2 separate regions of the Homo sapiens genome follow, and region 1 is linked to region 2. The links are chromatin loops, found by intact Hi-C in ENCODE. Cell type or tissue: GM12878. All regions are shown on one strand. Each heading gives the region's core, and the rest is flanking DNA. Links, peaks and the distances in the headings are about the cores only. Region 1 overlaps LINC02923 (long intergenic non-protein coding RNA 2923). Region 2 overlaps KLHL29 (kelch like family member 29).

What was found. A loop is a pair of places that touch in the nucleus more often than their neighbours do. Peaks named below come from ENCODE experiments on the same cell type or tissue, not always from the same donor. Only the 100,000 strongest peaks of a DNase experiment are listed, where the experiment ranks them.
Region 1: it touches region 2 in a loop (6-fold over the local background); 9 of 110 quality-filtered maps call a loop at or near these places.

What each region holds. Positions count from the first base shown.
Region 1 is chr2:23,376,934-23,381,326 of GRCh38, forward strand. It overlaps LINC02923 (long intergenic non-protein coding RNA 2923), which reads right to left. Exons shown (of 6, transcript NR_187213.1): 1 at 4,288-4,393. Among named protein-coding and RNA genes, the nearest start is that of KLHL29, 6.0 kb to the right of the region's middle. RefSeq lists an enhancer at 3,642-3,861. In GM12878, for the core only: no CTCF peak of the experiment used is centred there; DNase peaks (open chromatin) are centred at 2,538 and 3,808; H3K4me3 peaks cover 1,076 bases; H3K27ac peaks cover 2,056 bases.
Region 2 is chr2:23,450,959-23,455,351 of GRCh38, forward strand. The region is part of intron 1 of KLHL29 (kelch like family member 29); the gene reads left to right. The region is part of intron 1 of LOC124907741 (a long non-coding RNA gene); the gene reads right to left. Among named protein-coding and RNA genes, the nearest start is that of LINC02923, 66 kb to the left of the region's middle. RefSeq lists enhancers at 1,432-1,531, 2,074-2,575, 2,152-2,211, 2,576-3,075. In GM12878, for the core only: no CTCF peak of the experiment used is centred there; DNase peaks (open chromatin) are centred at 1,511 and 2,333; H3K4me3 peaks cover 453 bases; H3K27ac peaks cover 1,432 bases.

The DNA.
Region 1 (4,393 bases), core at 249-4,248, 74 kb before region 2:
GAGAGCCACATGGCAAAGAACTGAGGCCTCTAGCCAACAGTCATGCGAGTAAACTTGGCATTGAATCCATGAGCCCCAGTAGAGACTCGAGATGACTGTAGCCTCAGCTGACGTCTGACTGCAACTTTGTGAGAAACACGGAGCCGGGACCACCCAGCCACACTGCTCTTCGATTCCTGACCGTCAGATAGTGTGTGAGGTAATAAATCTTGTTTGTTTTAAGCTGCTAAGTTTTGGGTAAATTTGATAGGCAGCAATAAATGACTAATACAGTTGGGCTTCTTTCATTCATTCTCATCTTATCTTTCAGTCTCCTTTAGGTCAGACTTCAGCAGCATGTAAGATGCAGCCATCATCTAGGAATGCCCGGAGCTTCCCAGAGCAAGGCACTGTTCAACTTCCACTCTGGTTTTGAGACAGATGAAGCTTTAACCTTCATCTAGCCGGACTCCCTCCTACTACGTGTCTGCATGAAAATTATTGCATATTTAAATATGTACATATTTACATATAAAAATATGTAATATTGTTAAATATTACTAAATATTTAAAATAAAAAGAAACAAGAAAAATAGAGTTTTAAGCAGTGTCTGTTGCATAGTAAGTGCTGAACTACTATCTGCTTTTGCTGACATTGTCATCATTCGTACATCATTATTTCATGTACTGTCGCCCCAATTCACCGTTCCATTGCTTTTGAACAACACATATACATCAACTGCCACACGTCAATTTTAATTCCCAGTAAAACTGGCCTTGAGTATAATGATAAGTCACAGCTGTACCCTTTTAAAATCTCAAATTCAGTTTAATTGAATTTACCTGTAGACTGCCAGGCACAGTGTCTCAGACCTGTAATCCCAGAACTTTGGGAGGCCGAGGCAGGTGGATCACTTAAGACCAGGAGTTCGAGACTAGCCTGGCCAACATAGAGAAACCCTGTCTGTACTAAAAATTAGCTGGGTGTGGTGGCACACTCCTATAATCCCAGCTACTCGGAAGGATGAGTCACAAGAATTGCTTGTACCCAGAAGCAGAGTTTGCAGTGAGCCAAGATCGTACCACTGCACTCCAGGCTGGGCACAGAGTGAGACTGTGTCTCAAAAAAAAAAAAAAAAAAAAAGATTTTACCTGTAGACTGGTATAGAAATATCTTAGATTTCAAATCTTGTTCTGACTCTTTCCTAAAGCTGCCTATTCTCCTATTTAAATTCTGAGTGTATCTAGTGAAATTTTACATTAGCCAGAACTCTCTAATTTTGAAGTTGTCCTGAAGCCATATCGACATTATTGAGGGTTTAGACTTTAACTAAAAAATACTCATTGCATTCTAGGAAAATTCACAGCCACCTAAAGGAGATGTGTCTGATTCGCAATCATTTTCCTGAATCTGCAATAAATGAATCTACAAAGGATTGAAATTTTTTTAACGAAAATTGTCTGGTAAATATTTTTAAGGGTTTGAGAGCAGTGAAAAATGTTAACAGGCCTACAGCGTTATACTTTTCCACAGTTAGCATTTGTTTCCAAAAGTCTAGAGGAGAAACCTTTTATCTCAACAATACTACATTCTTCCATTTGTAATAGTCTCTGATTTTTAAGTAGTTACTATTCAAACCATTTTATAACCTGATAGAAATGTTCCTTCCTTTCTACAGTCAGGTAACCCGGCATATTTGCACTATTTTCCTTAGAGCCTAATTGTGGCAAACCATTCATCATGAGTGCCTGAGGCCTCTACCTCATCACCTATCCTGTTTCATTCCTAAAAGCCTTCTTTTGCCCCGTGTTTTAACCTGTGAGTTAACCTGTGAGTTGCTCAAGGCCTCTTGGAAGTAGCTGGGTGATACATCTTAAATAAATGAAAATAAATTAGTGTGTTTCTGACCAGTTGGATGTGAACTGAATTTCCAGTAAATCAGCCACAGATTAAGTATCTAAGGGAATAGGTTCACTCAAGGGAAGCCCATGAATCCTTTTGTGATGCAAACTAGAAAATCCTTCTGCTTTACAATTTTGAATTTTCATATATCATATTTTCTTACAGTAAGGTGCACCTGGACCAGATGGTGGCTTGTATCACAGACTTTAGGCTATTTTTAAGACCCTCGGTAAATATTCAGCAGGTACCCTGGTGAAATCATCCCTTCCTTGTCACCCTCTGTTCCCTGGGCATGAAGCCTCAGCAATGCTGTTAACATTCATGTTTCCACTGGGTGTGGTCTCATAAATGTTTCCTCCTGGACCCCTCAGCACAGAAAGTGTGTGCAGCTTCACAGATTCTGGTAGGGGTGAACATGAAGAGGAGATACAGATTTACATAGTCCAGAGGACCCAAAATAGCTGAAACCACTAGATACTTCACACTGCAAACCGAGGTTAATCTCAGACTCTGAGGCTGCATGAAACTTGACCCCCAACACTTCCATCTCCAGGGAGAATAGAGAATGTGTGTCTTGGAAGACAGGCTGTCATTTGCTTGTGACCGTGACAGGCTACTTCAGCTGTGGGGCGGGGGGGGGGGGGGGGGGGGGTACGGTGATTACCAGTAACACCTGAGACAGAGCCCTGGACCCAGGCGTGTTCAATAAATAGCTGATGAAAATGAGATTCACTGCCAAGTCACCACGAGGTCATCCTGTCTCCTCCTGCTGTGCTCCCCCTGTAGCCCATGTGGACTGGGTCCCCTCTCAGGCTGCCTGGGTCCCAGCAGAGGGCAGAGGACAGTGGAGGGTCCCTGTCCTGGGGACGGTCAAGGCAGAGCAGTCACCACCTGTGCTGGGTGAGTGGTCACTGGCCTTCCTCTGGCCCAACTGGGGGCTCCAAAATGACCATAATTACAAACCTGATACTGGCCCTACGTCCTACCAAAAACCCAGAGGGAGATGGAAACAGTGGCACTGATGGATTCTAGAGTTGAACAGGAGGTAGGTGGGACCTTTACCTCTTTTTTCTTAAAAACAGCTTAAAAATACATTTATGCCAAGAGCTATCAGGGCTCAATCCTCTCTCAAAAGTCTCCTGAATTTTGGCCGGGCATGGTGGCTCAGGCCTGTAATTCCAGCACTTTGGGAGGCAGAGGCAGGCAGAACACTTGAGGTCAGGAGTTCAAGACCAGCCTGGCCAACATGGTGAAACCTCATCTCTACTAAAAATAAAAATAAAAATTCGCCAGCGTGGTGGCACACACCTGTAGTCTCAGCTACATCGGAGGCTGAGGCAGGAGAAATCTCTTGAACTGGAAGGTAGAGGTTGTAGTGAGCCAAGATCATGCCATTGCACTCCAGCCTGGGTGATAGAGTGAGACTCTGTCTCAAAAAAAAAAAGTCTCCTGAATTTTATCATTAGTGAACATGCTTCAGTGAGTGAAAAAACACTCTAAAATTCAAACTAAATTTTCCTTGCAATCTATCCTAACAATCGTCTGGGTCTTATTTTTAATAATCTGTCATAGAGAAACACCGGCCCCTTCTTTAACATTGAAAAAGGAAAGTGACATTTTGATCACTGTCAACAATTTAACAACCAATAACTATATACTGAGCAACTCTTCAGTCCATTCCTCCGGACACCATGGATGAAGAATCCCATTACCAATGGAGAGAGCGGAAGCTGCTCTCTTAAACGCCCAAGCAGTGTCTCATGTCAGTTTGGGAATCAGAGCCACCCAGGAAAATTGTTAGTGGCTCTGTCTAATTAGCACTCCTGCCACCTGCAAACAAGTGGTACTAAAAAAAGGTGCTGAATTCTTGCCATTGAGAATGCCAAAAAAAGACACCACTGGTTTCATTCTGACTCTTAGAATCTAATATTTCACTGATTTGGCGGGCTGGGGGTGGTGGGAGGAGGGGGGAAGGAAATACACTTTCACTTTCACCCAAAGGAAATGACTTAACAACAAGTCGTGTTTTAGAAACGATCATATGGTAATGAGTCCTCCAATCCAGCAATCCTCCCTCCCCTGACCTCCTGGCCCCTGCCTTCCCCTCTGCCTGGTCTAGGCTCCCTCTGCCTCCCACAGAAACTGCCTTGTCAGGTCCAGTCTTAGACCTTCCTCCTCCAGGAAGGCATCCTGACCAGCCTAGCTCTTAGGGAATCGTCCCCTTAACCCCACAACACTTGAGAGTCTCTTCCCCACAGGTGAGCACGAAGTTATATTTCTTGATAACAACTGCTGTTATCTTAACCCTTGTCAAGAACAAGAGCCAAGTATTGTATTAGGAAACCTCGATCACTTTTTGGAAAATAGGCAGGGTAAAAATGATTGGCGTATAAGCCGCCTTATACCTTCCCTGTCTTCCTGAGAGTCGCCAGCACAGAGTTGAGCAACAAAGCAGGTTCTCAGTAAATGGTTGATTGCATGATTGGCAAATGCCTTTGTGACACATCACAG
Region 2 (4,393 bases), core at 268-4,267:
AAACAGATTTCTGACAGATCCACTTTCTATGTCTATAGCTTTCCCTGTTCTGGACAGTGGATATCAATGGAATTATACAATAATGCGGTCTTTTGTGACTTAATTCTTTCACTTAGCATAAACTAAGGAAATTTTTTTAAGTTTGTCTTTGAAGCCAGATGGCTGAGTTTGAATCCTGGCTCCACATCCTACTCCACTTACCTAAAAACTGGTTTGTTTTTAGGTAAGTGACTTAACCTCTCTGTGTCTGTCTCCTCATCTTAATACAGAGAGAATTCCAGTGATCACTCCCATAGAACTCCCTGGGTAAATCCATGTAAAGGCTGTATTTGAGCTGTGCCTGGAACACAGTAGGGACCCAGGGAATGTGAGTTCTCATCATCTTTCTTGTCCTGTGTTCCCTGAAGGCCTTTCTAGCTCTGTTTGGGGAGCCTTGCTTGTTTGTTTTCATTCCCACAGCAAACATCAGTGGCAGTGTGGACAGCTCTTCCCATATGAATTGCACCTGGGTCATGGGGACTGGGAAGCTGTGCATGCGCCTTGCAAGCTCTCACCCAAGTCTAGAGCCTCCTGCATCTCCCTCTTCCCAAGGCAGCCTCATGGCCCCACTTGAGGCTCTGAGGTTCTGCCTTTAAGGGAATAGAAAGTTTTTCTCCCCAGCTCCCAGTGAAAGCAGCTGTTTCCTTGTGAGTGTCCTCCAGGTGGGAGACGGAGGGATTTTGGACGGGCACATTAGTCCATTTTACTCCTCAGGGTTTAAGTTAACAGGAATAGTAGAAGGGATCAACGTTGACCCAGAAAACTGGCCCACAGGCCTGCTATTGGGTAATGTACTAGTCCATTCTTTAGTTGCTATAAAGAAGTACCTGAAGCTGGGTAGTTTATAAAGAAAGGAGTTCATTTGGCTCATGGTTCTGTAGGGTGTCTAGGAAGCATGGCACTGGCATCCTCTCCTGGAGAGGCCTCAGGATGCTTCTAATCAGGGCAGAAGGCGAAGAGGGAGCAGGCTGTCACATGACGAGAGGGGGAGCAAGAGAAGGGGGAGGTGCCACTCTTATTTTTATTTTTTCTTGAAATAGGTCTTGCATTTTCACCCAGTCTAGAGTGCAGTGGTGCGATCACATCTCATTCAAGCCCCAATCTCCTGCCCTCAGTTGATCCTCCCACCTCAGCCTCTTGAATAGCTGGGACCACAAGCATGTCCCACCGTGCCCAGAAAAAAAAATTTTTTTCTTTTTTTTTTTTTAGAGATGGGGTCTCACTGTGTTGTCCAGGCTGGTCTCCAGTTCCTGAGCCCAAGTCATCCTCCAACCGCAGTCTCCCAAAGTGCTAGGATTACAGGTGTGAGCCATCATGCCTTACTGTCACAGCCAGCAGTCTCATGAACTGAGTAAGAACTCACTCATCACCAAGGGGATGGTGCCGAGCCATTCACAAGGGATCCTCCAGGGTCCAATGCCTCCCACCAAGCCCCACCTCCAACATTGGGGATCTCATTTCAACATGAGATTTGGAGGGGTCACACATCCAAACCGTGTCAGATGGGAAGCTGAGAAAAGTGACATCTGCCTCTGAAATAGTTCTGGGAACGTCACTGGAGGGTGACTGCCAGGTTCACTCATGCCATCAGCCCCGCCTTTGTGTCCTCAGTAATTTTTACTCTGAGCATAATCACAGCCCTCGTTGAGAGGAGCCACTGTCCCTGTTGGTCTTCTTTCTAGAAGTATCTCTTATATACTGATATACAGCAGTGCATTTACATTGTTAACTGTAAAAATGACACCAACACATTTAGAAAGGCCACCAGATAAAATAAAGAAAAATGTATCCCTCAACGCTGACATACTTACTGGCTTGCTTTTGGAACGTTCTTCTTTCTGTCTTCAGGTGCTAGAACTTTAGGAGAGTAAGTGGGCTCTGTTGAGGGACTCTGAAGACTGGTCACCCCCCCGCCCACACACACACACACATCCCCCAGCACTTGAGCTGCGCTTCCACATAACCACTTCCTTTATGCTGGGACTGTGGTTTCTTTGTGTGTTTTTATGTCTTTTCCATGTCTGGGTCTGGGTTTGCCTCCCCTGAGAGACCGTAAACTTCTAAAGAACAAGAACTGTGTTGTCTCCTTTTATAGGAGTGTATGTTTCATTAAAAAAAAAAAAAGTAAAAGTAAATTTTAAAAAACGTTTCTTGTCTATGCCTACGATGTTCTTATTGACTTGAGGGTTTAGACAGTGTCTCTGAAAATTCTCTGGCAAACACTCCCTGGCCCCACCATAAACAGCTGGTTGATGTAACCACACCGTAGCTCAGTCACCACGTCACAGGAGCTGTGTCTTCTTCTGCCCGGGAACTACCTGTCCTGTGTGACAGAAAAATGCAGCGGTTGCCAGCCAAGGGCCCACAGGCAGGATTCCCCTGAAGCTGTGGGACTTTGCTAACAATGCATCTCCCACATTGAGGCTTTTCAGAAATGCGATTGAAAATAGAAGTGTGGGTGCAGCATTTTCCTTCCTGCCACATGGGAATTCTGGGGAAAGAGCTCACCTTGAAGGAACAACCTTGCTGGGAGTGCAGTGGGGGGACCTTTCCCCTGGAGCCGGAGCCCCTGCTGGGTTCTGGCAGCCCCAGGATGCCCACTGAGCTCTGCTTCTCTGGGCACCCTGAGAAATGGACGGCAGCGGCCCTGACTCCGGGCTAAGGCAGGGCTTCAATTAAGCCAGAGAAACACGATTTATTATCAGCATGTTTTCAGTTCCAAGCCGTGCTTTGAAAAGGTCACCTTATATGAATATTTAGAAAAAGCAAGATCATAAAATAAGAGGGACTTGGTATTTTGTTTTGTATTTTTTTTTTAGAAGAAAATTCGGGCTCACTGGTAACTTACAATGGGCAAACTCTAGCACTTTTTATTTAACCTGCATTTACCCTTTAAAAATGGGGAGGAGGTTTTAGAACTGCATTTGAGGAGACTTTCTGTGTCCAGGGGATTTTACAGCGTTTGAAACCAGGGCAGTGAGCCTTACACCCGGGACCCAAGGTCCGCTTGCTGACTAAATGCCCATTAAAACAGCAAATGAGGAGGCCAGGTCTGCTTTGAAGAGCCTAGCCTAATTGTGTTGTATTTGTGTCAGCTGATGGCTACTTTTTTCATTAGGGACTTTTAACCTGTGGGTCATCTTTTGAAATACACATTCGATTGAGTCAGTTCTTCCTTTAAGACCTCAATTGGCTCTCCTTGCCCGAGGAGAAAGCTGGGCCCCTGACCCTCCCGCCCCGGCCCCTTGAGATCTGGACACAGCCTTGCCTCAGAACTCAGCCTGTCACCTCCCCTCCCCTCCTGTCACGTCCTGTGTCCCATTCCAGTCCCATAGTGAGGGGACTTAGTGGATTATATTGTAGGATGAGCTTAGTTAAAGATTAAACGAGTATGTTTATTCTTTATTTCACAGAGTAATTGTTTTAAAACGAATTTTATTTTTATGCTTAGTAGGATGGATTTTATTTAAACCCCCAGGCAGACTCCATTTAAATCTGTCTATAAATTGTATAGTCTTGATGTTTTTGTATAACTTTGATATACATTCTTTACAAAATCCCGGTTTTATTTTTACAAGATGAAGATTATACATTTTAAAGCAGTTATTTCGTCAGCTTTTTCTGTCTCCTTGTATAATCATATCAGAGGACTGAATAATGATTTCGTTATTTCATTTGCACAGTCTCTCGTGACTGCTAAGCACTCTGCTTGTAGTTCCTGTTTTTTGCTATTCCTCTGTTCTTGCGTTTTTTTCTGCAATCTCTCCCCGCCTTGCCCAGATCTCTTCCTCAATGATTTTTTTTTAAATTTTGTACAACAAATATTCCTCGGTGCCTCCTGCCCACCAGACACTATGCCAGGTGCCAAGTGTAGAATGCAGATTAAACAGCCAGGTTGTCTACCCCTTGGCACTTGGCATGGAATTCCGTGGCGCCTTTCCATTAAAGAGGGCTAAGGGCTGTCAGCTGAATTTGACAACTCGTAGAAACAGGAACAGTGGGTTGGGGGGGGGGCATTTATTTCTCTCGCATCTGCAGCCTCTGTGCAATCAGTTTGTCATCTCTGAAGACAAATTTATTGTGAATTAAATAAGATCACCCTTTGATGTCTCTTGAATGTGGCCTCTTCTCAGGCCTGGCTCCTTCTGGTAGAGCTGTTGTCTTTAGTTGCTGACATTATCAATAACAAAATCTTGGCCCACCCATAAAATTGTCCCACTTCCATAATCCTTGACCTCTTGTGACTGATTAGTAAAGCTCTGTAAAAAGGTTACCTGAAAATATATTTTATAAATACCGTGTATTATGATTCAGAGTTACACCTCGTGCCTAAAATATGTTCTTCAACTTTAAC